4 separate regions of the Mus musculus genome follow, and regions 2, 3 and 4 are each linked to region 1. The links are chromatin loops, found by intact Hi-C in ENCODE. Cell type or tissue: left cerebral cortex. All regions are shown on one strand. Region 1 has its middle 120 kb from the start of Slc39a10. Region 2 overlaps Dnah7c (dynein, axonemal, heavy chain 7C). Region 3 has its middle 150 kb from the start of Gm39638. Region 4 overlaps Dnah7c (dynein, axonemal, heavy chain 7C).

The links. A loop is a pair of places that touch in the nucleus more often than their neighbours do. Peaks named below come from ENCODE experiments on the same cell type or tissue, not always from the same donor. Only the 100,000 strongest peaks of a DNase experiment are listed, where the experiment ranks them.
Region 2: a loop joins it to region 1, with 7 times the contacts of the local background. A loop is called at or near these places in 6 of 42 quality-filtered maps.
Region 3: a loop joins it to region 1, with 5 times the contacts of the local background. A loop is called at or near these places in 2 of 42 quality-filtered maps.
Region 4: a loop joins it to region 1, with 5 times the contacts of the local background. A loop is called at or near these places in 6 of 42 quality-filtered maps.

Annotation. Positions count from the first base shown.
Region 1 is chr1:46,967,555-46,975,554 of GRCm38, reverse strand. No RefSeq gene overlaps it. Among named protein-coding and RNA genes, the nearest start is that of Slc39a10, 120 kb to the right of the region's middle. In left cerebral cortex, a CTCF peak has its summit at 4,841 (motif pointing right); DNase peaks (open chromatin) are centred at 4,864 and 5,639; H3K27ac peaks cover 2,638 bases.
Region 2 is chr1:46,576,700-46,584,699 of GRCm38, reverse strand. The region is part of intron 19 of Dnah7c (dynein, axonemal, heavy chain 7C); the gene reads right to left. Among named protein-coding and RNA genes, the nearest start is that of Dnah7c, 160 kb to the right of the region's middle. In left cerebral cortex, a CTCF peak has its summit at 4,179 (motif pointing left); a DNase peak (open chromatin) is centred at 4,131.
Region 3 is chr1:47,100,020-47,108,019 of GRCm38, reverse strand. No RefSeq gene overlaps it. Among named protein-coding and RNA genes, the nearest start is that of Gm39638, 150 kb to the left of the region's middle. In left cerebral cortex, no CTCF peak of the experiment used is centred here; a DNase peak (open chromatin) is centred at 4,621; H3K27ac peaks cover 1,718 bases.
Region 4 is chr1:46,589,479-46,597,478 of GRCm38, reverse strand. Dnah7c (dynein, axonemal, heavy chain 7C) reads right to left here. Exons shown (of 65, transcript NM_001310335.1): 20 at 2,345-2,538; 21 at 390-588. Among named protein-coding and RNA genes, the nearest start is that of Dnah7c, 170 kb to the right of the region's middle. In left cerebral cortex, no CTCF peak of the experiment used is centred here; DNase peaks (open chromatin) are centred at 935, 1,234, 3,454 and 3,716; H3K27ac peaks cover 456 bases.

The DNA of each region.
Region 1 (8,000 bases):
AGAAAAAGCATTTGACAAGATCCAACACCCATTCATGATAAAAGTGTTGGAAAGATCAGGAATTCAAGGCCCATACCTAAACATGATAAAAGCAATCTACAGCAAACCAGTAGCCAACATCAAAGTAAATGGAGAGAAGCTGGAAGCAATCCCACTAAAATCAGGGACTAGACAAGGCTGCCCACTTTCTCCCTACCTTTTCAACATAGTACTTGAAGTATTAGCCAGAGCAATTCGACAACAAAAGGAGATCAAGGGGATACAAATTGGAAAAGAGGAAGTCAAAATATCACTTTTTGCAGATGATATGATAGTATATATAAGTGACCCTAAAAATTCCACCAGAGAACTCCTAAACCTGATAAACAGCTTCGGTGAAGTAGCTGGATATAAAATTAACTCAAACAAGTCAATGGCCTTTCTCTACACAAAGAATAAACAGGCTGAGAAAGAAATTAGCGAAACAACACCCTTTTCAATAGTCACAAATAATATAAAATATCTTGGCGTGACTCTAACTAAGGAAGTGAAAGATCTGTATGATAAAAACTTCAAGTCTCTGAAGAAAGAAATTAAAGAAGATCTCAGAAGATGGAAAGATCTCCCATGCTCATGGATTGGCAGGATCAACATTGTAAAAATGGCTATCTTGCCAAAAGCAATCTACAGATTCAATGCAATCCCCATCAAAATTCCAACTCAATTCTTCAACGAATTAGAAAGAGCAATTTGCAAATTCATCTGGAATAACAAAAAACCTAGGATAGCAAAAACTCTTCTCAAGGATAAAAGAACCTCTGGTGGAATCACCATGCCTGACCTAAAGCTTTACTACAGAGCAATTGTGATAAAAACTGCATGGTACTGGTATAGAGACAGACAAGTAGACCAATGGAATAGAATTGAAGACCCAGAAATGAACCCACATACCTATGGTCACTTGATCTTCTACAAGGGAGCTAAAACCATCCAGTGGAAGAAAGACAGCATTTTCAACAAATGGTGCTGGCACAACTGGTTGTTATCGTGCAGGGTCTTCAATTCAATTCAATTGAAGAATTGAGTTGGAATTTTGATGGGGATTGCATTGAATCTGTAGATTGCTTTTGGCAAGATAGCCATTTTTACTATATTGATCCTGCCAATCCATGATCATGGGAGATCTTTCCATCTTCTGAGATCTTCTTTAATTTCTTTCTTCAGAGACTTGAAGTTCTTATCATACAGATCTTTCACTTCCTTAGTTAGAGTCACACCAAGATATTTTATATTATTTGTGACTATTGAGAAGGGTGTTGTTTGCCTAACTTCTTTCTCAGCCTGTTTATCCTTTGTGTACAGGAAAGCCATTGCCTTGTTTGAGTTAATTTTATATCCAGCTACTTCACTGAAGCTGTTTATCAGGCTTAGGAGTTCTCTGGTGGAATTTTTAGGGTCGCTTATATATACTATCATATCGTCTGCAAAAAGTGATATTTTGACTTCTTCCTTTCCAGTTTGTATTCCCTTGATCTCCTTTTGTTGTCGAATTGCTCTGGCTAGGACTTCAAGTACAATGTTGAATAGGTAGGGAGAAAGTGGGCAGCCTTGTCTAGTCCCTGATTTATTGGGATTGCTTCCAGCTTCTCACCATTTACTTTGATGTTGGCTACTGGTTTGCTGTAGATTGCTTTTATCATTTTTAGGTATGGGCCTTGAATTCCTGATCTTTTTAAGACTTTTATCATAAATCGGTGTTGGATTTTGTCAAATGCTTTCTCCGCATCTAACGAGATGATCATGTGGTTTTTGTCTTTGAGTTTGTTTATATACTGGATTACGTTGATGGATTTCCATATATTGAACCATCCCTGCATCCCTGGGATGAAACCTACTTGGTCAGGATGGATGATTGTTTTGATGTGTTCTTGGATTCGGTTAGCGAGAACTTCATTGAGGATTTTTGCATCGATATTCATAAGGGAAATTGATCTGAAGTTCTCTATCTTTGTTGGGTCTTTTTGTGGTTTAGGTATCAGAGTAATTGTGGTTTCATAGAATGAATTGGGTAGAGTACCTTCTGCTTCTATTTTGTGAAATAGTGAAGAACTGGAATTAGATCTTCTTTGAAGGTCTGATAGAACTCTGCACTAAACCCATCTGGTCCTGGGCTTTTTTTGGTTGGGAGACTATTAATGACTGCTTCTATTTCTTTAGGGGATATAGGACTGTTTAGATCATTAACCTGGTCTTAATTTAACTTTTGAACCTGGTATCTGTCTAGAAACTTGTCCATTTCATCCAGGTTCTCCAGTTTTGTTGAGTATAGCCTTTTGTAGAAGGATCTGATGATGTTTTGGATTTCTTCAGGATATGTTGTTATATCTCCCTTTTCATTTCTGATTTTGTTAATTAGGATGCTTTCCCTTTGCCCTCTAGTGAGTCTGTCGAAGGGTTTATCTATCTTGTTGATTTTCTCAAAGAACCAGCTCCTCGATTGGTTGATTCTTTGAATAGTTCTTCTTGTTTCCACTTGGTTGATTTCGCTCCTGAGTTTCTTTATCTAAAGAAGTTTCAGGACTTTTATAATACAATTATATTCCCACAAATCTGTAAATCATATTCTCAAAAGCTCTGTTTTCCAAGCTACATCTCTTGGCTCAAACTGTACACACATAGGAAGGGCAACACTATATTCTGACACTCAAAGTCATCTTGCTATCTTCAGATTCAACCTGTATGCCATGCACGTACTCTTGCATGCCTCTGCTTACAAATGATGAACACAAGCTTTTAGGAAACCAAAATCCAAAGCAGAGTGTCCAAAACACAAATTTATCCTCTATTTCTGTTTATATTTTAAAACAGAATTGCTAGCTTTTTAAAATAAGGCTTGTAACTGTTTTCCTTGTTCAGTCTTGTATAGGTAAGAAGAAAGACATTAGACAGATTTACAAGAATTCAAATAGTTGACAGGAATGCTGAACTGTCTGAACCCAAGGAGGCCTGGATGTGACCAGGGTGCTCCATCTTGGATCTGCTCTTAAGCCTGCTGCACTCTTGTTGATAATCTATTCAGTTTTCATATTTACATAACAAATCCCCTGGTTGGTTTAACTCCAATCACACACTTCCTTTCTTTGATCTTTCAAAATGTATAGCTACTACTTCACAAGATAAATAAATCTTGTAAAGCCAAAGGCTGGACTGATGCCAGGCAACTGGAAATGGATGCCCATCCCACTCTAAATCTCCAGGTTCCCAAGTTCTCATATATTCTTCTCTCACACACAAAAAACCTCTCCATTCAACATTTCATGATTGTTCAGATATTGAAAAAGACTCCAAATTCTCCCAAAAGGGAAAATCCATAGTTGGTAAGTTTCTGGTAAAGTAGAGCCAAAAATAGCAAGGGATTCACTTCTTACCTAAAAACAGATGCCAAGTCAAAGCAATGTACCAGAACCCAAAACACACTAACCACAACCAATCAAACAGTACCAAAGTGAAACTGGACCTCTTCACATGACTTAAAATACTACTGGCACCTTACTGCTGTTTTCCTAAAAGTCTGAAGGCTTGGGATATAGTTCAGTCAGTGCAATCTTTGCTTAGCTTATATAATCTCTAGCATCCCAAAAACTGGGTATAATAGCATCTACCTGTATCATTGTACTCTAGTGATAAAGGCCAAAGGGTCAGGAATTCACTGTACTCTTTAGTTACATAGCGAATTTAAGGCCAGCCTTGAATACTTAAAACTGTATTTCAATAAAAACTTGAAGTCTTTCAAGCAATGGCTCAGTTTAAGAGCTCATGAACAATCATGAGTACCGGCGTTCAAATCCTAGCACACATGTAACAAGCTGGCCACCCCCACACACACAATCTCCTGTAACTCTACCACAAGGAGGCAAGCGGCAGAGGGATTGTTAGGACTTACACCTGTCTTACTCAGGTTTACAATGATTCTCTAGGAAGAATGTCCCACATCCACTCATTGTGGAAGCTGCCTGGCACTGGAAACCTAGCCAACTACCCAAGGCTAGTGAAGTCATGGACCTTGGAGGAGAACCTACCACCACTTTACTAAATCAGCATGATCTCTAACTGCACTCTCAATATCTGTCCATATGCCCACAGATAAGTGTAGTTCTCATCCTTCATCAAGGAAACTTGTTGATGCAAATGACGGAGACCACTACCGAAAAGTATAGCAAATCAAAATGTAGGATTGCAGAGCCCAGTTCCAACTGGTACATCTTTACCATAACTCCTGCACCTAAGGCTCAGGTATCATTACAGAAGAGGGAGTGGAAAGAGTATTTGAGAGAAACAGGGAGTTTGCTATGAGGTTGTACCACTGAGAAATGCCAGAAGCCACACCCATAACTACCAACTATGACCTCTACAAAGACATCACTGATAGATGTGCTACTGTGGATGGGGGAGGGGAGCCCAGGAAGCCTCAACCCTACCCAAAGAACTACAGGCTACGAAGGAATGCGGAGAACAGGAGAAAGAGTCTTTCCAGGGAAAAACTCAACAATTGGTTATTCAATACCAAATGGTCAGATCTGAAAATAAACATACAAGTAACATTATATAGACTGAGCCAGACACACACACACACACACACACACACACACACACTGTATTTAGGAATTATTTCAACAGTTGAAGAAAAACTTCATGAATTTGAAAGAGAACCAGAATGATACATGGGAAGGTCTGAGAAAAATAAAAGGAAGAGAGAAATAGTGTAAGTATGTTATAATCACAAAAAAATTAAGGAGTTAAAAGACAAACTAAAAAGAATAAATGAAAAAAAAAAATGTCCCACCAAAATACCAGCCAGCAGGGGGAGCCCAAGCAAAATTCTAAAATGGTGACAGTACTGATAACATACTAGCCAGCAGAAGTTCTGCAAACATGAGCTTTGTTATTCGGCAGAACAGTATATATTCAGCACTCCATGGACTAAGAGGATAAAGACGAAGACAGGGAGCACAGAGCCAGAGCCAGAGCCAGAGCCAGAGCCAGCTTTGTTTCTGTGCCTGCTCTCTGCCTCAACTAGCTGATTAGGTTAATTACTGCTCAGCCTCGGCTTTGCTGTATCTTTAAAGAGGCAGATAAAAGATATTTTACAACTGTCACAACCTATCTCTAGTGCTTGAAGACCTACCAGCTCTATTGTGGCATCTCTTGTAAAAGAAATCTGAATCTAACATCAAAAACTCTCTAAAGCCATTTCATTCTTTTCAATAAATATTTAAGATATTTTATCATCATCATCCTTCCTCCTCATCTTCCTCCTCCTCCTTCTTCTTCTTCCTCCTCCTCGTTCTCTCTCTCTCTCTCTCTCTCTCTCTTTCTTTTCTTTCTCTTTTTTAAAAAAATGTGACCATATCCTTGAGGCAGAAGAAAATTCTATATCTTCATGAGCTGGCAGGTCTTCTTTGAAACACAAAGAATTCCTAACTTCTAACCTTGGCAGGGACCCTTTTTCCTCCCCCTTTTCCTGTTGTGAAAACCCTCTGAAGTCTTGTCTGTAGACTAATGTAGAAAACACGGCTGTGTACAAAGGCTGCTTGTCACCTCTGAATGTACTCCATCAGCATGCTGCCTGCCACTTCATGTTGTTTAGCATCACGGACTGCTTTGCAGAAGGACACCGACGCCCACATCTATCTCCTTGAGACAGGCAGAGAAAGAAATCCTTTTTCCTGTCTCCAAAAGGACTGACAAGCTTTTAGTAGTGTTTATCTTCACTGAAGGATGATAACCTTGGATGTGAAAGTTGGAAGAGACTGATAGGATTAAGCTCCCTCATCTGCATTCCCCAGTTTTCTTTGGGGGGGGTAAAAGGCTGAAGCTTGTCTTTTTACTTGTTCACATGGATCTTTCTAAACTTAAAGTTATATTTATATACCAAAAAACAAGTATATCACTGTATGAAAATTTTGCAAAAAAAATGAGATTTTTTTTTGGTAAACCTAAAATTCTTTTAATGGATTATACATTCAGTATTTTTCCGTACTGTCCATCACTCCTCCCATATTATCCACATGGTTCTGTCTGAACTGGTATTTTGAGACTCCATATCATGTCATAGTTACACAGTCTTGAAGGTCCTCTGATTGAAGTCAAGTCTAAGGACTATTATTATTTACACTGGATTGACTCAAGGGCAATATAATCTCCCCTGATTGTTGTCAATTCTATGAACTAGATGATTATTTACACCGGATTGACTCAAGGGCAAAGATGGGTAAAACTGGTGTTCCACCATTAACTTGTATATTAGGATTCTCTTGTAATCTAGATTGTGACCTAGAGTCAATATTACCAAAGTTCAATAGGTACAGCTGTATCTACTAGGTGGACAGTGTGATTTACCAGAGGACTGTTTACAGAAAGGACTGTGAAACCCCTAAGAAAGAATAAAAACCCAGGTACTGAACTTTGACTCAGAGGAGAACCCTTTTTCTGACTCCAGTGTCATATTTGTTCCAGCTCACCAAGATTTCCGGTCTACTGCATAAAGAACACTACATGAACAACAACTGTGCCTAGGCCTTGGACTCCAGCAGGAACCTCATTGAGCTTTAAGGGAGCACTGTGGTTTCTAGTGAGTGATTGGCAGTGGGCTTCTAAGCCCAGCAGCAGCTGGGTACAGGTGAATTGTCAGGCAAGGCTCAGGTTAAGCTCTGCAGTTCATTCCAGGCAGAAAGGCACAGGCCTTGCCAAATAAATAAATAAATAAATAAATAAATAAATAATCACATGAAAGGGGTCCTTGAAGGCACCTCTATGAATCTCCTCCTCTCCATTTCCTTAGGAGTACTGAGCCATTCCAAGATCTGTGGCAGGAATGAATTCTCAGATTACAAGGGTGAGATCCGAATGGGGCCTCAGAGGTGGCTTTACACTGGACTGGTTCCTCTCTACAGTTACTTGACTGCCAACAGAGATTGAGTCAGCATTGCCCACAGACAAGCTTTGAGCTTGTTTTTTGTTCCCAAGTGGACAAAATCGTCTTGTGGTCTTAATCTGACCTTCAGGGGGTGTTTAGCTGTCTGGGCTTTGGCCTTGAATTTCTTCACAAGACTATCTAAAAGTTATCCTATCTGGTTTTGTCTTAGAAATCGAGATTGCATCCTCAGTGTGTTATCCTAATGAAACACAAGGCCTCTCTTGTTCTTTTCAAACCATTTGTACAGACCATGAAGGCCATTCTTCACTCTGAATTATTTTTTATTCATCCACCTTTCAAACTTCACAAAATAAGCATTAAATCTTACAGATATGTTAGGGAACAAGATTTATTTTATTTGGTAAACTTAATGTAAATTATGACTATTTTTTAAATAACCTAATATAAAGCATAATGAGATTAGTGAAACTCCATGACCAGGCTTTAAGACACAAAGTAACAATTTCAAGTTAATTTTTAAAATTATTTTATTATTACTATTACTATTATTGTTGTCTTTGCATGTAAGTGTGTGTGTATATGTGTGTGTGAGAGTGGGTATATTTGTGTACTAGCATGAAAAAACCATAGGTCATGTGTAGATGTCAGAGGACAGATGGGGAAGTTACTTTTCTCCTTCCACCATGGTTTCAAGAGCTTGAACTTGGGTTATCAGTTTTACAGGATATCCTAGTTAGGTTTCTGCTGCTGTGATAAAACCATGACCAAAAACAACTTGGGAAAAAGGGTATATTTTCACTTATATGTTCTAATCATTGAGAGAAGACAGAACAGGAACTCAAGACAGGAATCTGGATTCAGGAACTGAAGCTAAGATCAAGGAGCAATGCTGCTTACTAGCTTTCTGTCCCTGGCTTGCTTAGCTTTTTGTTCTATACAACCCAGGATGAGAATGAGGAGGAGGAAGATGAGGAAGGAGGGGACGAGAATTGTCAAGCAGGAGGGAAGAGCAGGAAATGGGTTTTGAGTGCCTGGAACTCATTAAACATGTTTTTTATCAAGCACAGAGCTTCTTCTCTTGAGG
Region 2 (8,000 bases), 390 kb after region 1:
TTTATTTAGTGCATTTGATGTTCTGATTATTATGTGTCGGGAGGAATTTCTTTTCTGGTCCAGTCTATTTGGAGTTCTGTAGGCTTCTTGTATGTTCATATGCATCTCATTCTTTAGATTTGGGAAGTTTTCTTCAATAATTTTGTTGAAGATGTTTGCTGGACCTTTGAGTTGAAAATCTTCATTCTCATCCACTCCTATTATCCGTACGTTTGGTCTTCTTATTGTGTCCTGGATTTCCTGGATATTTTGAGTTAGGATCTTTTTGCATTTTCCATTTTCTTTGATTGTTGTGCCGATGTTCTCTATGGAATCTTCTGCACCTGAGATTCTCTCTTCCATCTCTTGTATTCTGTTGCTGATGCTCAAATCTATGGTTCCAGATTTCTTTCCTAGGGTTTCTATCTCTAGTGTTGCCTCGCTTTGAGTTTTCTTTATTGTGTCTACTTCCCTTTTTAGGTCTAGTATGGTTTTGTTCATTTCCATCACCTGTTTGTATGTTTTTTCCTCTTTTTCAGTAAGGACTTCTACCTGTTTGATTGTGTTTTCCTGTTTTTCTTTAAGGACTTGTAACTCTTTAGCAGTGTTCTCCTGTATTTCTTTAAGTGATTTATTAAAGTCCTTCTTGATGTCCTCTACCATCATCATGAGATATGCTTTTAAATCTAGGTCTAGGTTCTCAGGTGTGTTGGGGTTCCCTGGACTGGGCGAAGTGGGTGTGCTGGGGTCTGGTGATGGTGAGTGGTCTTGGTTCCTGTTAGTAAGATTCCTCCGTTTACCTTTCGCCATCTGGTAATCTCTGGAGTTAGTAGTTATAATTGACTCTGTTTAGAGATTGTTCTTCTGGTGATTCTGTTACCGTCTATCAGCAGACCTGGGAGACAGATTCTCTCCTCTGAGTTTCAGTGCTCAGAGCACTCTCTGCTGGCAAGCTCTCTTACAGGGAAGGTGCGCAGATATCTTGTATTTGGATCTCCTCCTGGCCGAAGAAGAAGGCCCAAAACAGGACCTTTCTCAGACACTGTGTTGCTTTGCAGTTCCCAGGTGGTACAGACTCTCACCTAAGCAGACTAAATTCATAAGTTCCTTGGAGTCCCGGGACCAAGATGGCGACCGCTGCTGCTGTGGCTTAGGCCGCCTCCCCAGCCGGGCGGGCACCTGCCCTCCGGTCCGGAAGGTGGCCGGCTGTTCCCGGCCCACACAGGGTGCTGCCTCAGCCCCTCTGTGCTTCTGCCTGTTCCAGAGGCTGTCAGGTTCTCTGGCGCACCCTCTCACCTGTTCAGACTAATTTCCTAAGTTCGGCGGGTCCCGGACCAAGATGGCGACCGCTGCTGCTGTCGAGAGCAGGGGATCTTGTTGAACAGAGATTCTCTATGGTTTTAGAGCTTTATTGTAGAAAGGCAGGGAGAAAGAGAGAAGGTAGAAAGAGAGAAGGTAGAAAGAGAGAAGGGGGAGGCTAGAGAGAAAGAGAGTAAGAGGGAGAAAGGAGGGGAGAGGAGAAGACAAAGAGAAAGGAGAGAGGAGAGAAGACAAAGAGAGGGAAGAGAGGGTGAGAGTGAGGGGTAAGAAGTAAGAGAGAGACAAGTAAGAGAGCAAACAGAGACTAAACAGCCCTTTTTATGGTCTTTACTGTTGCTAGGTAACTGGGGAGGAGTTTAGCATGAAGGTCAGAAGCTCGGGCCATTGCCTCTGTGACTTATAGCCATGCTTCTCTTGTGGGGGGACTGTGTGGGGCAGTAACTTAGGCAGGAGCCAGAGTTCCAGGAGCATAAGGGAATACCTACCGTGTCATGAAGGTGAATTATCACCATTCCTAGGGTTCAGACCTCAGCTCAACTGGAGACCAGCCTGCAATTCCCCACAGGTGCCCTTTCATTTGGAGCATAGATGTTCAGAATTGAGAGTACATATTGGTAGATTTTTCTTTTGATGGGTATAAAGTGGCCTTTCTTACTTTTTTTTTTTTTTTTTGGTAATATTTGGTTGGAAGTTGATTTTATTCAATATTAGAATAGCTACTCCAGCTTGTTATTTGGGACTATTTGCTTGGAAAAATTATTTTCCAGCCTTTTACTCTGAGGTAGTGTCTGTCTTTGTCACTGAGGTGCATTTCCTGTACGCAGCAAAATGCTGGGTCCTGTTTACATATCTAGTCTATTAGTCTATGTCTTTTTATTGGGGAATTGAGTCCATTGATGTTAAGAGATATTAAGGACAAGTGACTGTTGCTTCCTGTTATTTTCGTTGTTAGAGAAAGAATTATGTGTATGTGGCTATCTTCTTTTGGATTTGTTGATAGAAGATTACTTTCATGTTTTTTCTAAGGTGTAGTTTCACTCCTTGTGTTGGAGTTTTCATCTATTATCCTTTGTAGGGTAGAATTTGTGAAAAGATATAGTATAAGTTTTGTTTTGTCATGGAAAATCTTGGTTTCTCTATCTATGGTAATTGAGAGTTTTGTTGGGTATAGTAGCCTGGGCTGGTATTTGTGTTCTCTTATGGTCTGTGTGACATCTTCCCAGGACCTTCTGGATTTTAGAGTCTCTTGGTGAGATGTCTGGTGTAATTCTGATAGGTCTGCCTTTATATGTTATTTGACCTTTTCTCTTACTGCTTTTAATACTCTTGGTTTTGTGCATTTGATGTTTTGATTATTATGTGATGAGAGAAATTTCTTTTCTGGTCTAGTTTATTTGGAGTTTGGTAGGCTTCTTGTATGTTTATGGGCATCTCTTTCTTTAGGTTAGGGAAGATTTCTTCTATACTTTTGATGAAGATATTTACTGGCCCTTTAAGTTGGGAATCTTCACTCGCTTTTCTACCTGTTATCCTTAGGTTTGGTCTTCTCATTGTGTCCTGATTTCCTGGATGTTTTGGATTAGGAGCTTTTTGCATTTTTCATTTTCTTTGACTGTTCTGTCAATGTTTTCTAAGGTATCTTCTGTACCTGAAATTCTTCTATCTCTTGTATTCTGTTGGTGATGCTTGCATCTATGACTCCTGATCTCCAGAGTTGTCTCCCTTTGTGATTTTTTAATTGTTTTTATTTCCATTTCTAAATCCTGGGTGATTTTGTTCAATTCCATCATCTGTTTGATTGTTTTTTCCTATAATTCTTTAAGGGATTTTTATGTTTCCTTTTTAAGGGCTTCTACCTATTTACCTGTGTTCTTCTGTATTTCTTTAAGGGAGTTATTTATGTCTTTCTTAAAGTCCTCTATCATCATGATGAGATGTGCTTTCAAATTTGTATCTTGCATTTCCTGTGTGTTGTTGTATCCAGGACTTGCTGTGGTGAAAGAACTGGGTTCTAATGATACTAAATATCCTTGGTTTCTGTTGCTTAGGTTCTTGTACTTGCCTCTTACCATCTGCTTACCTCTGGTGTTAGTTGGTCTTGCTGTCTCTTACTGAAGCTTGTCCCTCCTGTGGTTCTGTGAGCCTGTGATCTTAAGTGTTTCAGCACTCCTAGAGAGACCTGGGTAGAATTTGGGTGCAGAGGGCTGTAGGATAGCCTTAATTCCTGGAGTAGATGGAGACCAGAAGGATCCTGTCCCCACCTGTTCAGCTGTTCCTATGCCCTCTCTTTCTTTCCAAGAGTAGCACTTGTTTTTTGTTAGTGTGGTTTTGGCTTTTTTTCTTTTTTATTTCTGGCCTCAAATTTACTGTGCAGCTATCCTGGAGCTCCTCATGGGCCTTGCACTTCTGCCTCATCTGTTCCATCATACAGCATCTCTTATGCCACCATTCAGGGCTTTTGTTTAGTAATTAGAACACTGCTGAAAAGACAGCATGGTTTGCTTTGTGTTGAATTGTGATGATATTACAGAAGCACAATAATTTAGCAAAGAAAAATAACTATCATTAATACCTGTTTCATCAATAAAACAAAAGTATAGCACATGTGCAATGAAAGATTAAGGAATCTCCAATTTTTAAAGGCATTTCATTGCAAGTTTCAGAAGATTTTGTGTTTCAAATAGATATTTAATACTCCCCCTCTCCCTCCTTTGTCTCTGTCTCCCTCTCCTCCCACGCCCTCACACACACAAATACTAACAAACTCAGGACATAATTTTTAAATGTGCAAGTCATGCAGTGTGGACTAGTACTGTTATGATCCTAAATCAAAAATTGAAAATAGTGTTCTTTGAGCGCCACCATCTGGAAGAAAATGTTTGTCGTGTTTGAAAAAAAATTACTGTTAATAAAAGTGAATTTTTTCTTTCACAAATTATCAATAATTGTTTGGTTTGAACACTGGTAGTTTACTATAATTTGATTAACTTAGGTCTGATATTTGAAAGTTATGATGTTCAACTTTTAGAATAACTAGATTTGGTTCAGTAAATATAGTGTCTGATCAACAACAAATAAGCTCCCTCTCCAAAAACCCAAAGCAAAAAAAAAAAAAAACCCAAAAACCCAAAAACTAAACCATTTAGGTACAGCCAATCAGCTGACCATCTCCCACCTGAAATGCTTAGAACAGATATGTTTTATATTGCAAAGCTGTGTGCATTGTGAAATATTTGTATACACCTTGCTGGTGGAACATATTAAAGTTGAAAGTAAAAAATACAAACTAAAAGTTTCAGTATTTGAGGCAATACACATTTTTAATTAGATATGATAAAGCTGTTTTAACTTTTTGAGGTCAATTCTACTTAGACAGGTTAGCACAATGGCTCTGATTTAAATACAAACTTCCAAATGGTCTGAACGAATTTGCATATGGACTAAAACCACAGAAAGGTATCCTTACATGCCTAGAAGATAACTCACACATAAAAAGACACAGTGACAGATTGCTTGCACAAAGCAAAGGCCCCTGGTGTGACATGCTGACTTCTATCCTGCCCTCTACTCCCTTCTACCCATCTATCATATATCATGTGTTTAATCTCTATTCTTTAAAATGGGGAAGAGAGCTCTTTCTCAAAGTTGGCTTAAAGACAGAAATGAGGTCCCTTCCTGTCGGTGTCAGCACAGGGTCACCATGGGCGTGGAGTCGGCAGACACCCTCCTCCCCCCCCCCCAAGGTCCCTAGAGGATTCTCCATGCGATCTTAGGACCACCTGTGAGTAGGACACAACTTCTGTTCCATTCCAAATCGCACAGGACCTGAAATAGCATTAGGGAAGCAGAAAACCTGGCCTGACTAGGGTCACAAGTCCCTTCCAGTCTGCTCCAGCACTGGGTCACCTTGGGTGCAGAGGCAGTGGACAAGCCCCAAGGTTCCTAGAGGACAGCTTCTGAGGCAGACCCCGTTTCGGGCTCCAAACATCCGGGCATCTTCCCTGCCAGAGGAGAGGTGTCATCCCCACCCAGGAGGGCTTTGCTAGAGCACCTGGGGAAGCCATCTTGGTTCCTGGATCCCTCCGAGACTAGTCTGTGCAGGTGAGAGTATGGACTACAGAAGCTAACAGCTTCTGGGACAGGCCCTGTTTCAGGGCTTCATCTTCTGCCAGGAGGCAGGTCCGAATGCCAGATATCTGTGCACCTTCCCTGCAAGAGGAGATCTTGCCTGCAGAGAGCACACTGACCACAAAAATCAGAGGAGAGAGCTGGTCTCCCAAGTCTGCTGATAGAGGGTAACAGAATCACCAGAGGAACAATCTCTAAACAGAGACAACTATAACAACTAACACCAGAGACTACCAGATGGCGAAAGGTAAATGTAAGAATCTTACTAACAGAAACCAATACCACTCACCATCATCAGAACCCAGCACTCCCACTTTTCCCAGTCCAGATCACCCCAACACACCCGAAAAGCTAGACCTGGATTTAAAAGCATATCTCATGATGATGGTAGAGGACATTAAGAAGAACCTTAATAACTCACTTAAAGAAATACAGGAGAACATTGCTAAACAGGTAGAAGACATTAAAGAGGAAGCACAAAAATCCCTTAAAGAATTGCAGGAAAACACAACCAAACAGGTGATGGAATTGAATAAAACCATCCAAGACCTAAAAAGGGAAGTAGACACAATAAAGAAAACCCAAAGTGAAGCAATGCTGGAGATAGAAACCCTAGGAAAGAAATCTGGAACCATAGATGTGAGCATCAGCAACAGAATACAAGAGATGGAAAAGAGAATCTCAGGTGCAGAAGATCCCATGGAGAACATCGGCACAATAATCAAAGAAAATGCAAAATGCAAAAAGATCCTAACTCAAAACATCCAGGAAATCCAGGACACAATGAGAAGACCAAACCTAAAAATAATAGGTATAGATGAGAATGAAGATTTACAACTTAAAGGACCAGCAAATATCTTCAACAAAATTATAGAAGAAAACTTCCCAAACTTAAAGAAAGAGATGCCCATGAACATACAAGAAGCCTAGAGAACTCCAAATAGACTGGACCAGAAAAGAAATTCCTCCCGACACATAATAATCAGAACAACAAATGCACTAAATAAAGATAAAGTATTAAAAGCAGTAAGGGAAAATGGCCAAGTAACATATAAAGGCAGGACTATCAGAATTACACCAGACTTTTCACCAGAGATTATGAAAGCCAGAAGATCCTGGACAGATGTTATACAGACACTTAGAGAACAAAAATGCCTGCCCAGGCTACTATTCACAGCCAAACTCACAATTACCATAGATGGAGAAACCAAAGTATTCCATGACAAAACCAAATTCACACATTATCTTTCCACAAATCAAGCCCTTCAAAGGATGATAAGAAAAAAAAAAAAAAAAACAATATAAGGACAGAAACCACACCCTAGAAAAAGCAAAAAGTAATACATCAACAAACCCAAGACAGAAACAAGATCAGAATGCCAACTCTAACAACAAAAATAATAGGAAGCAACAATTACTTTTCCTTAATATCTCTTAATATCAATGGAATCAATTCCCCAATAAAAAGACATAGACTAACAGACTGGCTACACAAACACGACCCAACATTTTGCTGCTTACAGGAAACCCATCTCAGGGAAAAAAAATCAGACACTAACTCAGAATAAAAGGCTGGAAAACAATTTTCCAAGCAAATGGTCTGAAGAAACAAGATGGAGTAGCCATTCTAATATCGAATAAAATCGACTTCCAACCCAAAGTTATCAAATAAGACAAGGAGGGCCACATCATACTCATCAATGGTAAAATCCTCTAAGAGGAACTCTCAATTCTGAATATCTATGCTCCAAATGCAAGGGCCGTCACATTCATTAAAGACACTTTAGTAAAGCTCAAAGCACACATTGCACCTCACACAATAATACTGGGAGACTTTAACACAACACTTTCATCAATGGACAGATCGTGGAAACAGAAACTAAACAGGGACACAGTGAAACTAACAGAAGTTATGAGACAAATGGATTTAACAGGTATCTACAGAACATTTTATCCTTAAACAAAACCTTTTTCTCAGCACCTCATGGTACCTTCTCCAAAACTGTCCATATAATTGGTCACAAAACAGGCCTCAACAGATACAAAAATATTGAAATTGTCCCATGTATCCTATCAGACCACCATGGCCTAAGACTGATCTTCAATAACAACATAAATAATGGAAAGCCAACATTCACGTGGAAACTGAACACCACTCTTCTCAATGATACCTTGGTCAAGGAAGGAATAAAGAAAGAAATTAAAGACTTTTTAGAGTTTAATGAAAATGAAGCCACAACATACCCAAACTTATGGGACACAATGAAAGCATTTCTAAGAGGAAAACTCATAGCTCTGGGTGCCTCCAAAAAGAAACTAGAGAGAACAAACACTAGGAGCTTGACAACACACCTAAAAGCTCTAGAACAAAACGAAGCAAATTCACCCAAGAGGAGTAGACAGCAGGAAATAATCAAACTTAGGGGCAAAATCAGCCAGGTGGAAACAAGAAGAACTATTCAAAGAATCAACCAAATGAGGAGCTGATTCTTTAAAAAAAATCAACAAGATAGATAAACCCTTTGCCAGACTCACTAGAGGGCACAGGGACAGCATTCTAATCAACAAAACCA
Region 3 (8,000 bases), 130 kb before region 1:
GGAAGTCAATCTTATCAGATATTAGGATGGCTACTCCTGCTTGTTTCTTCATACCATTTGCTTGGAAAATTGTTTTCCAGCCTTTCATTCTGAGGTAGTGTCTATCTTTTTCTCTGAGATGAGTTTCCTGTAGGCAGCAAAATGTTGGGTCTTGTTTGTGTAGCCAGTTTGTTAGTCTATGTCTTTTTATTGGCGAGTTGAGACCATTGATGTTAAGAGATATTAAGGAAAAGTAATTGTTGCTTCCTGTTATTTTAGTTGTTAAAGGTGGCATTCTGTTCTTGTGGCTGTCTTCTTTTAGGTTTGTTGAGGGATTACCTTCTTGTTTTTTCTAGGGCGTTGTTCCCGTTCTTGTATTGGTTTTTTTCTGTTATTATCCTTTGAAGGGCTGGATTCGTGGAGAGATAATGCGTGAATTTGGTTTTGTCGTGGAATACTTTGGTTTCTCCCTCTATGATAATTGAGAGTTTGGCTGGGTATAGTAGCCTGGGCTGCAGTTTGTGTTCTCTTAGTGTCTGTATAACATCTGTCCAGGCTCTTCTGGCTTTCATAGTCTCTGGTGAAAAATCTGGTGTAATTCTGATAGGCTTGCCTTTATATGTTACTTGACCTTTTTCCCTTACTGCTTTTAGTATTCTATCTTTATTTAGTGCATTTGATGTTCTGATTATTATGTGTCGGGAGGAATTTCTTTTCTGGTCCAGTCTATTTGGAGTTCTGTAGGCTTCTTGTATGTTCATATGCATCTCATTCTTTAGATTTGGGAAGTTTTCTTCAATAATTTTGTTGAAGATGTTTGCTGGACCTTTGAGTTGAAAATCTTCATTCTCATCCACTCCTATTATCCGTACGTTTGGTCTTCTTATTGTGTCCTGGATTTCCTGGATATTTTGAGTTAGGATCTTTTTGCATTTTCCATTTTCTTTGATTGTTGTGCCGATGTTCTCTATGGAATCTTCTGCACCTGAGATTCTCTCTTCCATCTCTTGTATTCTGTTGCTGATGCTCAAATCTATGGTTCCAGATTTCTTTCCTAGGGTTTCTATCTCTAGTGTTGCCTCGCTTTGAGTTTTCTTTATTGTGTCTACTTCCCTTTTTAGGTCTAGTATGGTTTTGTTCATTTCCATCACCTGTTTGTATGTTTTTTCCTCTTTTTCTGTAAGGACTTCTACCTGTTTGATTGTGTTTTCCTGTTTTTCTTTAAGGACTTGTAACTCTTTAGCAGTGTTCTCCTGTATTTCTTTAAGTGATTTATTAAAGTCCTTCTTGATGTCCTCTACCATCATCATGAGATATGCTTTTAAATCTAGGTCTAGGTTCTCAGGTGTGTTGGGGTTCCCTGGACTGGGCGAAGTGGGTGTGCTGGGTTCTGGTGATGGTGAGTGGTCTTGGTTCCTGTTAGTAAGATTCCTCCGTTTACCTTTCGCCATCTGGTAATCTCTGGAGTTAGTAGTTATAGTTGACTCTGTTTAGAGATTGTTCTTCTGGTGATTCTGTTACCGTCTATCAGCAGACCTGGGAGACAGATTCTCTCCTCTGAGTTTCAGTGCTCAGAGCACTCTCTGCTGGCAAGCTCTCTTACAGGGAAGGTGCGCAGATATCTTGTATTTGGACCTCCTCCTGGCCGAAGAAGAAGGCCCAAAACAGGACCTTTCTCAGACAGTGTGTTGCTTTGGCAGTTCCCAGGTGGTACAGACTCTCACCTAAGCAGACTAAATTCCTAAGTTCCTTGGAGTCCCGGGACCAAGATGGCGACCGCTGCTGCTGTGGCTTAGGCCGCCTCCCCAGCCGGGTGGGCACCTGTCCTCCGGTCCGGAAGGTGGCCGGCTGTCCCCGGCCCACACAGGGTGCTGCCTCAGCGCCTCTGTGCTTCTGCCTGTTCCAGAAGCTGTCAGGTTCTCTGGCGCACCCTCTCACCTGTTCAGACTAATTTCCTAAGTTCGGCGGGTCTCGGACCAAGATGGCGACCGCTGCTGCTGTGGCTTAGGCCGCCTCCCCAGCCGGGCGGGCACCTGTCCTCCGGTCCGGACGGTGGCTGGCTGTCCCCGGCCCACAAAGGGTGCTGCCTCAGCGCCTCTGTGCTTCCGCCTGTTCCAGAAGCTGTCAGGTTCTCTGGCGCACCCTCTCACCTGTTCAGACTAATTTCCTAAGTTCGGCGGGTCCCGGACCAAGATGGCGACCGCTGCTGCTGTCGACAAAATGTTTTAAAACAATAATAAATCAAGTATGTTATCCTTATAAAGATACTGGAAATTTTTGGTGTCAAGACTATGTGTTATTCTTGGTGGAATAAAGTGCACATTTTCTTAACTTGATGCCACATTTGGGAAGACCCATGGAAACTGTATTATAAAGAAAGATTTGGTAGTTCTTATAGCATTTAGACAAGGAGAGATAAATCCTGGAAAATTTTCAGGTATGTTTGAGAACATTCAGGATGAGCTAATACGACATTGGTACAGGGGAGAAAAGAAATAGCAAAACCAGCAACCAGAATATCTTCTAGTTATAAACACAGACAAGGAGTTAGGCAGCTAAGAGGAGGAATAACAAGAGAAAACATTTTAATGAAAATTATTATGATTATTTGCTTAAGTTATTGGGCACAAGCTCATTCTTTATAAAACATATAAATACTCACAGCCTTCATTTTTTGGTATGTAGCAAGTTGTGCTTTCCAAAGGGAATTTAAAACTAATAGTTGAAGGTGCTGATGAGGTTGTTCCACAAGTAATGTAGTGGTCATGCAGACATAAGGACTTAAGTTCAAACCCCAGAAGCCATGTAAAAATAGCTGAATATGGTGGTGCCTATCTATAATCCCAGTACAGAGACAGAGGATCCCTGGGGCTTGCTGGCCAGCCAGTCTAAGCAAACCAGTGAGCTCCAAGTTCAGTGAGAGAGCCTACCTCAAAAAATTAGGTAGGAAAACAACAAAGGATAACAGCTGACCTCTATCCACACAGGCATGTACAAATTGGAAGTCACTCAGGTAAAGGGAGAGTCCTTTTCTTTAGTTGTATTGCCTCTGGTAGCCCTTGTTTCAGTAGAGAACTGAGTAGTGCCCGTGTAAGAAATCCTAATTAAATTCTGTAGGTAACCAATAGAAAGTAATTTATTTCTTTTAAATAAAAGCTCTCAGGGATCTATCAAATGTTATCTATCAAGTGAGGAAAAAAACAATCATTGAAAAGCTACAAATAAAGAGATCTTAAGGAGCTAGAAAAAAGTACCCAAGGAGCTGAAAGGGTCTGCAACCCTATAGGTGGAACAACAATATGAACTAACCAGTACCCTCAGAGCTCATGTCTCTAGCTGCATATGTAGCAGAAGATGGCCTAGTCGGCCATCATTGGGAAGATAGGCCCCTTGGTTTTGCAAACTTTATATGCCCCAGTACAGGGAAACACTAGGGCCAAGAAGTGGGAGTGAGTGAGTAGGGGAGCAGGGCGGGGGGAGGGCATAGGGGGCTTTTGGGATAGCATTTGAGATGTAAATGAAGACAATATCTAAGAAAAAAAATTCTAAAAAAAGAGAGAGATCCTTAGATTTTCCTCAATAGCTTTCTCTCTATTTTTCAAAATTTCTACAATTTTTCTTTACTGAAAAATAATTGTAGTAAAACTTAATTATCCTGGCCAGGATACCTACAGAATTCTTTAGTGTTCTTCTGTCGTGCTGTTATAAAGTATGGTTTCAATTCATTGCTCACTTAATTCCAACTCAGTTGGTATGCACGTTAATTAACTTGGTAACATTTAAACCACCACAGCAAGGCATGCATACACTCCCATGCAAGCATGCAGGCTTTCCCCGTACCAGGTCACATATGTAGAAAAACACTGATTTAAACAACAATATTACAGTGAATAAATGTTGAAAGTTAACCGCTTGAGGGAAATTATGCATTCAGTAGAAATAAAATTCAGTGAGGTTTCATTCATTAAAGGAGTTGGGTTTCAATTTTTGCTTGGTAGTGTTTAAATGCTTCCAGGAGAGGGAATGTTTAATTGATTACCACCCCCAACAAGTATTTGCAATGTATAAATAATTGCAAGCTGTTTCGGCAAATTCTAGTTATAAAACTGACTGAAGTCAACACTACTTGGTAAATTACTGTAATTCTTTTCTCCACATTTTTCATATTCCCATTAACATTTATCCTCCGGTAAGTACTAAACGATAAAATGAATGTGCAGTTTGAAATGATTTATTCATGTCCAAACATTACAGCTTCACAAAGGGCGTCATTTTTGGCTCCCTAAGTTGTCAGTAAAATAATTGCATTTGCCTTTTAATTGATGCTTATACTTCTTTGAGGCCATCATTAACGAGACTCCTTTAATGGTTAGCCAGAAAATATCTTTATATAATTAGCATTTTCCTGACACCCACCCTCTTTGTCCTGGAGGATTAGAGAGTGAAGCAACTTTTGAGAAAGCTCATTAAAAGACAGTGTCCAGCCACATGTTCCCAGTGGTCATGGGATGGTTATCTGGACCCATCTGATAAAAGTGTTACAGGGAGTGAAGACAGTTTTATACATTGTCATCAAAAGTGGTGGGAGTGGGTTTCAGCCATCTTCCCTCCCTGTGTGTGAGTATAGAACAGCTGTGGGAACAAATGTTAGCGTGGGCTATGCAAGCAAGCAAAAATAGCATTTCCACTTTGAAATTTCCTTCCCAGATATGTTTGGGGATGACCAAAGCAAAGGAAGGGGGTGGGGGGAATGGGTCAGAGCCATATGGCTTCTTAACTTGGTATTTACAGTTGCTTCTGAGAATAACTGTCTCCCATCATTATAAGGTGTAAAGGGTAGCATTCGTGCATAACAATAGACAGGTTGAAGTCGCATTCTCACCAAGGCAAAGATCTCATTACTCTCTGCTTGGTTCAAAATATCCATGCTCATAGATCAGAAAGTAATTCGAAAGAACAAATTCAGTCCCTGTATGTTCAATGCTAAAATAGTTAAGATTACAGAAAACAAACAAGCAAACAAACAAACAAAAAAACTTACATGTTGATTCTATTCAAATAATTAGAGTCTTTCTGTTATATTTGGGTCATAGCTATTTTTTTTCTTAATACAATCTTTAACTGCCCTTGTCATGCTAATTTAATTTAAGCTAAATGTCTGAAAACAACAGAGAAAAAGTAGCAGTGAGAATACTTTGGCCTTTTTACTGCATCTTGTTTTTCAGTTAACCAAAGGTCACATCACAGTATGAGTGAGATGAGGAAATATGTCCATAGGAACCCCTTTGCTCGGGACAGAGGCAGGCACCTCCTTAGCACAGAAAATACATACGGTTCACAGAAGAAGCAGAATCCTACTGTTTTCTGCTTGAAAAAAAGACTGCTTTTCAAATTCTCTGATTATGGCTTTGGTTTTGACATCAGTAAACCCAGATGGAGCCTCTTCACCACAGCATATAAGATAAATATTGTAAATTTTTGGCATTTAGCAGATAATTGCTAGATTTTTCTATTCATGTCAAATACATTATTTTCACAATAGGGGGAAAACACGTGCCATGTGCTTAAAAGTGCATGCTGTGAACCTTAATTACTAAGTTATATTTGGAGCATATCTTGCCAATTATATCTTGGCATTTTGGTTTAATTTAAATGTTCTCTATTATATATCTTTTTTAATTTGCCTTTTAATACCATGAGAAAAACACTGATTGCTATGTACAAGAAAGCAGAGCTGGCTGAAAAAGAGGAAGGCCGAGAGTCAGACATGGTTTCTCAAGCCTGTAACCTGAGCATGCAGGTGGCTAATTTAAGAAGACTGTATATTCAAGGCCAGTGTGATCTACATAGTGAATTCAAGTCCAGCCTGGAATACATAAAGAACCCTTGTCCTTAAAGTAAGGCAGACCAAGATTTTTATTTTTGGTCTTTGATTTTTTTGTTTTTTGTTTTCTGTGTTTTTTGTTTTTTGTTTTATTAGACATCAATATTTTACGCACTGTGCTGAAGACTGACACAGCCCCATGGTAGGTCATAGAGATGTAGCAGCATGGTAGGTCACAAAGATGCAGCAGTGTGGTACATTAAAGCCTGAAGTCAGCTGGAATTTTTTTTATTGAATCTGTTAGACAAGAAAACTTCTGGAAATAAGTTCTGAGAATTATTCTAAAACTTCCCACCACATGACTCTGTTATCATCTAGCAACCCAAGCTTGGCTGTCAATTCCACATTTAAAAAAGCTCTTTCGGCTGGGCAGTGGTGGCACGTGCCTTTAATCTCAGCACTTGGGAGGTAGAGGCAGGTGGATTTCTGAGTTTGAGGCCAGCCTGATCTACAGAGTAAGTTCCAAAACAGGCAGGGCTACACAGAGAAACCCTGTCTCAAAAAAAAAAAAAAAACAAAAAAAAAAAAACAAAAAAACAAAAAAACAAAAAAAAAAAAACAAAAACAAAAACAAAAGTCTCTTTCGGTAGACCTTGGGTACAAACTTCACAGCCAGTCCCACAACACCCAAAGGAAGCTCCACTCCCAGGCACTCTAACATGCCCAGGATCACAGGATCACAAGATCCTAGGAGCTTGGTCACACCAGGATCTCAGGGTCCCAGTGGCAGCTTGACTCCCAGGATCTCTGACACATCCAGGATCTCAGGATTACAGGATCACAGAGATAGCTGAACTCTGAGGAGTTCTGACACAACCAGGATCGCAGGAAGGACAGGCCTCAGTCAGATATAGCAAGAAAAGGTAGCACTAGATAAAATCAGATGGCGGGAGGAACGTGTAAAATCATAAGCAACAAAAACCAAGGTTACATGGCATCATCAGAACCCAATACTTCTACCATACCAAGTCCAGGATATACCATCACACCGGAAAAGCAAGGTTCGCATCTAAAATCCCTTCTCATGATGGGGATAGAAAACTTTAAGAAGGACATAAATAACTCCCTTAAAGAAATATAGGAGAACACTGGTAAACAGCTAGAAGCTCTTAAAAAGGAAAGAAAAAAAAAATCCCTTAAAGAAGTACAGTAAGAAAAAAAACAAACAAGTGAAGGAATTGAACAAAACCATCCAGAATCTAAAAATGGAAAGAGAAACAATAGAGAAATCACAAAGGGAGGCAACCCTGGAGATAGAAAACCTAGGAAAGAGATCAGGAGTCACAAATACAAGCATCATCAACAGAATACAAGAGATAGAAGAGAGAAGAGAGAGAGAGTGCAGAAGTTACCATAGAAAACATTGACACAACAGTTAAAGAAAATGCAAAATGCAAAAAGCCCCTAACCCAAAACATCCAGAAAATGCAGGACACAATGAAAAGACCAAACCTATGAATAATAGCTATAGAAGAGAGTGAAGATTCCCAACTTAAAGGGTTAGTAAGTTATCTTCAACAAATTATAGAGGAAAACTTCCCTAACCTAAAGAAAGAGATGCCAATGAACATACAAGAAGCTTACAGAACTTCAAATAAACTGGACCAGAAAAGAAAGTCCTCCCATCACATAATAATCAAGACACCAAATGCACTAAACAAAGAAAGAATATTTAAAGCAGCAAGGGGAAAAGGTCAAGTAATATATAAAGGCAGACTTATCAGAATTACACCAGACTTCTCACCAGAGACTATGAAAGCTATAGGGGCTGGTGAGATGGCTCAGTGGGTAAGAGCACCCGATTGCTCTTCCGAAGGTTCAGAGTTCAAATCCCAGCAACCACATGGTGGCTCACAACCATCCGTAACAAGATCTGACTCCCTCTTCTGGTGTGTCTGAAGACAGCTATAATAATAAATAAATCTTTAAAAAAAAAAAAAAGAAAGCTAAAAGATCCTGGGCAGATATCATACAGACCCTAAGAGAACACAAATGCCAACTCCAACTACTACACCCAGCAAAACTCTCAATTACCATAGGCGGAGAAACTAAGATATTCCATGACAAAACCAAATCTATACAATATCTTTCCACAAATCCAGCCCTACAAAGGATAATAGATGGAAAACACCAATAC
Region 4 (8,000 bases), 380 kb after region 1:
TGTCAGTGTTTCCAGACAAGTCTAACTGAGGAGGGAAGACCCACCCTGAATGTGGGCAGCACTGTCCCACAAAATAGGTTATCATAAGTAAATTATAAATAAAAATGAGAAAGTAAGGTGAGTACCAGCACTCACCTCTTTGGCTCCCATGTATTGACAGACTGTGTCCCTTTCAACTGCAAGCCCAAAACAAAGCCTTTAAACTGCCTTTGTCAAACATTTTGTCACAGCAAGAAGGAACTAATACACCAATTACCAATTAGACTTTGAATAGTAACTTATGTCTTATAAATCACTACCTAATTATTAGTCTACTTATCAATGACATATTTGTAGCAACATTAATAGTGCATTATTTTTTCCTAAAAATAATAAATATAACCAATTACCTTGTGAATGGACTTAATCATAGTCCTCTCTAACTCAACCAACCACTTCTCCACCTGGCCCCTGGCTTTGGCTGTTGAAATGGTATCTACAAGCTCCACGACTTCTCCCTCACTACTCTTCATATGTGTAATATCCAATGTTTCTGTAAATTCGACCTTTGCAATTCCTTCAAAGCATTTCTTGAGGTGAGGCTGCACTCTGTTGGAAAAAAAAATTAAACAATCAAAGTAATACAGTTCCTCACATGTCAGGGTTCTTTGTATACTAATCTTCCTTTAACATTTAAATGGGTACAAAGCAGCAGGCATATCTGGGTTGTCAATTCAATGAGCTGAGAGATGCTAAATAGGAGCACAAAGAACCAAACAGTTTTAGGTACAGCACTCTAGCAGGTCTTCCAGCACTGTGAGCCAGTCTTCCAATGCGCATAGCCATTTCAAGTGGGATCTTCAACAGTGTTGAAACTCACAGGCTAGGCTTTAGTATCTAAGTACTTTACAGCTTAGTGAGTCAACAGATCTGGCATACCCTCCATCTTTCTGGCTACTGTAATACAGACTATGACTAACACCTCACTTGGGCACATTTTCAGCTTCATCTGTCTTTAAATGAGCAAAGAGAATTAGTGAATAAAACTCACATGGAAATATGAGCCTGAACTTATCTGTCTGGACTCTGTGACTTTTCCTGTGTGTGTACAAGATATACAATAAACTAATTTGTTCAATAAAATATTTATTCACTGCCTTGTTTTAGGTCAGATCTCTTCCTAAGGATTGAGGAATGTGCAATTTAAAAAACAACAATAGAACGTAGTGAAATCCTTTGCAGCTGTGGGAGCTTGTTCTGCTAAGGAGAAGCAGTCAGCACACGTATTAGAGCCCATGCCTGTAACAGCAAATATGAAGAAGGAAAACAAGACAGAGACAAGCCTCAGGGAGAAGTGGCCTGAGCAGGCTGGCTGTCGGAAGTATACCATTTTCAGTTGAGTGGATGTGAGTGGTCTCCTGGAGTGGCAGATGTCGGCTCCAGGACCTCCAGGATACAGATGAACAGGTTAGTGGATGCTGAAGGGATGTGCTAAAGCCAGTGGTTCTTAAGCTTCCTAATGTTGCTACCCTTAATACAGTTCCTGGTGCTGTGGTGACTACAACCATAAAATTATTTCTTTTGTTACTTCATAATTGTCACTTTGCTACCACTATGAATCATAATCTAAATATCTAATTACTTTTATTATATTTATATATATAATACATTACAAAATAATTTATAAACTACTTGAGTGATAAAAATATAAAACTTTTAAAATATAAATATTCCAAAAGAGTCCTGACCCATAGGTTGAGAAACACTGAGCAGAGACCCATGGACCATGAAGGGGAAGGCAGTCCCAGTTTCAGGAGAGATGCAAGGAAGTGGGTGGGGCAAAGCAGAGTGAAAAGGCCACTAAAGCCAAGCTTCAAGATCTCCAGCTTTCTCTCAAAAGCTACAACTGTCAGCATGTGCTTGTTACAAAAATAAGAAGTAAACAACACCCACCTAAACAGGCTAGCTGTCAACCTCATCCCTATTTGTGACATATTTGAGAATGGCCCACCGCTGAGACCATAGAAGCCATAAAGCACCACAATGCCTGGCTTTTATTGATGTACTTTGAATATGGATGAAAAGATCAATATGGTGAAGAGGAGAGGTGGACCCTCAAAATCTTAAAAAAATATGCAGTAAAATAAAAATTCCATTCCAAGGTCCATGCCCTTCCGAAATAATTATTCAGAAACACAATGTATATTTTCAATAACTGATAACCTATAATTGAAAATAATCTTAGAATATTCTTGTTCATATAAATGTAGCTAGCTATCCATTATTACTTATGTACTATCTTATTCCAAAATATGAAATGTGACCAGATGAGTGCAGCTGAGCCTCTGGGTGTGGACGCACTCACCGGGTGGGATCCTTGGTCTCAGACAGGATCTCGAGGAGCTCATCGTTGGACAGGAAGAAGAACCTGGGGAAGAAGAGGCGCTTCTTTTCCAAGTACTCATTCAACCCTTTAAGAATGAGCTCCAAGAGTTCGTTGGACTTTTTCAGCCTCTCCAGCATTCGCTCGATAGTCACAACTGCCAGGACTTGCTTATCCTAAAAACAGTAAGCAAACAGCACTTGTCTCAGTTTGATTTCTGTCGCTGGGATAAATACTATGATCAAAAGCAATTCATGGAGGAAAGGGTGTTGTTCATCTAACGTCTCCAGGTCACAGCCCATCACTGAGGAAACCAAGGAAGGAGCCCAAGCTGAAACCTGAACACAGGAACTGAACCTGAGACCACGGAAGAGAGCTATTCCTCAAGGCTCGCGGAGTCTGGAGTTTATACAACTCAGGACCAAGTTACTGTGTGTGACTGTACGTGTGTGTGTGTGTGTGTGTGTGTGTGTGTGTGTGTGTGTGTGTGTGTGTGTGTGTGTGTATGTGTGTGTGTGTCATTGCCCACAGTGGGCTGGACCCTCCCACATCAATCATTATTCAATACCCCACAATCATGCACACAGGCCAGTCTGAGAAAGGCAATTGCTCAGTGGAGGTTCCCTCTTCCCAGGAGCCTTTAGTTTGTATAAAGTTGAGAAAAAACTACCCAGTTCAGCATGAAATTCAAAATAGTAGTTATTAATTTTTATTTCTATTTACATGATAGTTGAAATTTTTCACTTAGTAGAACAAAGATTATGGGAACTTTTAAAATGGTAGTCTTGAATATTCTATGCCTGCCATGATCTTTCACATAACAGTCATGTTGGGAACACCTCAAGCCCCAGTGTTCCCAACTTCCCACTGTAACCAGGAATGTAATAGGACATTCTAGGAAGGTTACATGAAATTCAAACAAGAGGATGACAATTTAAGAGAAAAACACTGAATTTTAAAATTAACTAAAAACTTATTTTTTCAATTGTACTCAACCATGACTGAAAGTTATACCAAAATATCAGTTGAAAATTGTTTCACGTGTGAATTTTATTCTAGGACTAGAGATAGGGCTGAATCATCCTTTGGCACATGCAGGGCCCTGGTTTCCATTGCCAGCTCCAGCAGAAAGAAAATGCTTTCTTTGCTTTTCTCTTTTTCTAGTGGGGCTGAGAAAATTAAATTTCTCTTTTTTATTGGATATTTTATTTATTTACATTTCAATCTTATCCCTTTTCCTGGTTTTCACTCTGGAAACCCCCATCCCATCCTCCTTCTCCCTGCTCCTCATAGATGAGGGTGCTCCCCCATCCACCCACCCACTCCCGCCTCCCCAACCTGGCATTCCCCTACACTGAGGCATCAAGCCTTCACAGGACCAAGGGCCTCTCTCCTCTCATTGATGTCCGACAGGCCATCCTCTGCTACATATGCAGCTGGAGCCATAGGTCCTTCCATGTGTACTCTGGTTGGTTGATATTGTTGTTCTTCCAAGGCGGTTGCAAACCCCCTCAGCTCCTTCTGTCCTATATCTAACTCCTCCATTATGGATCTTGTGCTCAGTCCAATGCTTGTCTGTGAGCATCCACCTCCATATTTATCAGGATTTCGCAGAGCCACTCAGGGGTCAACTATATCAGGCTCCTTTCAGTATGAACTTCTTGGCATTTGCAAGGGTGTCTGGATTTGGTGTCTATATATAGATTGAGTGCCCAGGTGAGGCAGTCTCTGGATGGCCTTTCCTTCATTCTCTGCTCTAAACTTTGTCTCAGTATTTCCCCCTTTGAGTATTTTGTTCCCCCTTCTAAGAAGGATGGAAGCACCCACACTTTGGTCTTTCTTCTTCTTGAGCTTCATGTAGCCTGTGAATTGTATCTTGAATATTCTGAGCTTTTGAGCTAATATCCACTTATCATTGACTGCATACAATGTGTTTTTTTTTTTTTTTTGTGACTGGATTACTGCACACAGGATGATATTTTCTAATTCCATCCATTTGCCTAAGAATTTCATGAAGTTGTTTTTTTTTTTTTTACAGCTGAGTAGTACACCATTGTGTGATTGTACCACATTTTCTGTATCCATTCCTGTGTTGAAGGACATCTGGGTTCTTTCAAGCTTTTGTCTATTATAAATAAGGCTGCTATGAACATAGTGGAGCATGTGTCCTTATTACTTGTTGGAGCATCTTTTGGGTATAGGCCCAGGGGTGGTATTTTTGGGTTTTCAGGTAGAACTATGTTCAATTTTCTGAGGAATTGCTGGACTGATTTCTAGAGGGGTTGTACCAACTGGTAATCCCACCAGCAATGGAGGAATGTTCCTCTTTCTCCATATCCTCACCAGCATCTGCTGCCATCTGAGTTGTTGATCTTAGACATTCTGACTGGTGTGAGGTGAAATTTCAGGGTCATTTTAATTTGCATTTCTCTGATGACTAAGAATGTTGAACACTTATTTAAGTGCTTCCCAGCCATTTGGTACTCCTCAGTTTAGAATTCCTCAGTTTAGAATTTTGTGTTTTGTACCAGGAGATAAAAATGGATTGATGTGCATTCTTCTACATGCTAACCTCCAGTTGAACCAGTACCATTTGTTGAAAAGTCTGCCGGGCGTGGTGGCGCACACCTTTAATCCCAGCACTCGGGAGGCAGAAGCAGGCGGATTTCTGAGTTCGAGGCCAGCCTGGTCTACAAAGTGAGGTCCAGGACAGCCAGGGCTATACAGAGAAACCCTGTTTCCAAAAACCAAAAAAAAAAAAAAAAAAAAAAAAAAAGAAAAAAAAAAGAAAAAGAAAAAGTAAAGGCTGTCATATTTTTCCACTGGATGGTTTCAGCTCCTTTGTCAAAGATCAAGTGACCATAGGTGTGTGGGTTCATTTCTGGGTCTTCAATTCTATTCCATTGATCTACCTGCTTGTCTCTGTACCAATACTGTGTGGTTTTTTTTATCAGTATTGCTTGTTATCAGAAATGGTGATTCCCTCAGAAGTTCTTTTATTGTTGAGAAAAGTTTTCACTATCATCGTTTTTTTGTTATTCCAAATGAATTTGCAAATTGTTCTTTCTAACTCTATGAAGAACTGAGTTGGAATTTTGATGGAGATTGCACTGAATCTTTAGATTGCTTTTAGCAAGATAGCCATTTTTACATTACTCCTGCCAATCCATAATCATGGGAGATTTTTTCCAACTTCTGAGATCTTCTTTGATTTCTTTCTTCAGAGACTTGAGGTTCTTGTCATAAAGGACTTTTACTTGCTTGGTTAGAGTCACACCAAGGTATTTTATATTATTTGTGACTATTGTGAAAGATGTAATTTCCCTAATTTCTTTCTTAGTCTCTTTATCCTTTGAGTATAGGAAGGCTACCATTTGGTTTGAGTTAATTTTATATCCAGCCACTTTCCTGAAGTTGTTTGTCAGGTTTAGGAGTTCTCTGGTGGAATTTTTGGGTTCAATTAACTATACTATTATATCATCTGCAAATAGTGATATTTTTGACTTCTTCCTTTCCCCAATTTGTATGCCTTAGACCTCCCTTTGTTTTCTAATTGCTCTGGCTAGGACTTTGAATATTATATTGAATAGGTAGGGAGAGGGTGGGCAGCCTTGTCTAGTTCCTGATTTTAGTGGGATTGCTTCAAGTTCCTCTCCATTTAGTTTGATGTTGGCTACTGGTTTGCTGTATATTGCTTTTTACTATGTTTAGGTATGGGCCTTGAATTTCAGATCTATCCAAGACTTTTATCATGAAGAGGTGTTGATTTTTTTCAAATGCTCTCAGCATCTCTTGAGATGATAATATGTTTTTTTTCCTTTCAGTTTGTTTATATAGTGGATTGCATTGATGGATTTCCATATGTTGACCCATCCCTGCATCCCTGGGATGAAGCCTACTTGATTGTGATGGATAATATTTCGATGTGTTCTTGGATTCAGTTTGTGAGCATTTTATTAAATCTTTTTGAAATCAATATTCATAAGGGAAATTGGTCTGAAGTTCTTTGTTGGTTGGGTCTTTCTGTGCTTTAGGTATGAGTGTAGTTGTGGCTTCATAGAATAAATTGGGTAGTGTTCCTTTTGTTTCTATTTTGTTGAATAGTTTGAAGAATATTGGCATTAGGTCTTCTTTGAAGATCTGATAGAATTCTACACTAAACCCATCTGGTCCTGGGCTTTCCTTGGTTGGGAAACTTTTAGTGACTCTATTTTTTAGGGGTTATGGGACAGTTCATATGGTATATCTGTTCCTGATTTAACTTTAGTATTTGGTATCTGGCTACAAAATTGTCCATTTCATTCAAACTTTCCATTTTGTTGAGTTTAGGCTTTTGTAGTAGGATCTGATTTTTTTTTTTTTTATTTCCTCAGTTTCTGTTGTTATGTCTCCCTTTTCATTTCTGATTTTGTTAATTTGGATACTGTCTCTGTGCCTTCTGGTTAGTCTGGCTAAGGGTTTATCTATCTTGTTGATTTTTCTCAAAGAACCAGCTCCTGGTTTTGTTGATTCTTTGTACAGTTCTTTTTGTTTCTACTTGATTTAATAAGCTCTGAGTTTGATTATTTTCTGCTGTCTACTCCTATTGGCTGTACTTGCTTCTTTTTGTTCTAGAGCTTTCAGCTGCTAATCAAGCTGCTAGTGTATGCTCTGTCCAGTTTCTTTTTGGAGGCACTCAGAGCTATGAGTTTTCCTTTTAGCACTGCTTTCATTGTGTGCTATAAGTTTGTGTATGCTGTGTCTTCATATGTATTAACTTGTAACGAGTCTTTATTTCTTCCTTGACCCAGTTATCATTGAATAGAGCATTGTTCAGCTTCTATGTGTATGTGGGCTTTCTGTATTTTTTTATTATTTTGTTTTTTTTGTTTGTTTGTTTGTTTGTTATTGAAGACCAGCCTTCGTCCTTGGTGATTTGATGGGGTGCATGAGATTATTTCAATCTTCTTGTATTTGTTGAGGCCTGTTTTGTGACTGATTATAAGATCAATTTTGGAGAAGGTACCATGAGGTACTGAGAAGAAGATATATTCTTTTTTGTTTTAGGATGAAATGTTCTATAGATATCAGTTAAATCCATTTAGTTCATAACTTCTGTTAGTTTCACTGTGTTTAGTTTCTGTTTCCATAGTCTGTCCACTGATGAGAGTGGGGTGTTGAAGTCTACCACTATTATTATGTGAGGTGCAATGTGTGCTTTGAGCTTTAGTAAAGTTTCTTTCATGAATATGGGTGCCTGTTGGGAACAAAAAAAAAGGGGGACCCAGGGGAAGGGGGCAGAAGCCCACACCCTGCCAAAGTTTTCCCTATCCTCTGGTCTGTCAGACGTGGGAGGGTTGCTAACTACCTTCCACTCATCCCTGGGTGGGCATTCCTCTATCCCACTCTTCAGGGGGTGGCCAGGGGGCAGCCCTACCTGGGATTCCTGGAGCTACCTTGCTAAAGCCCTGGGGTTATAGGAGAGAGATGAGGGAAGAGGTTCCCAACACTGACCAGAGTGAGAGCAGGGGATCTTTTTTTTTTTTTTTTTTTTTTTCCATTTTTTATTAGGTATTTAGCTCATTTACATTTCCAATGCTATACCAAAAGTCCCCCTTACCCACCCACCCCCACTCCCCTACCCACCCACTCCCCCCCT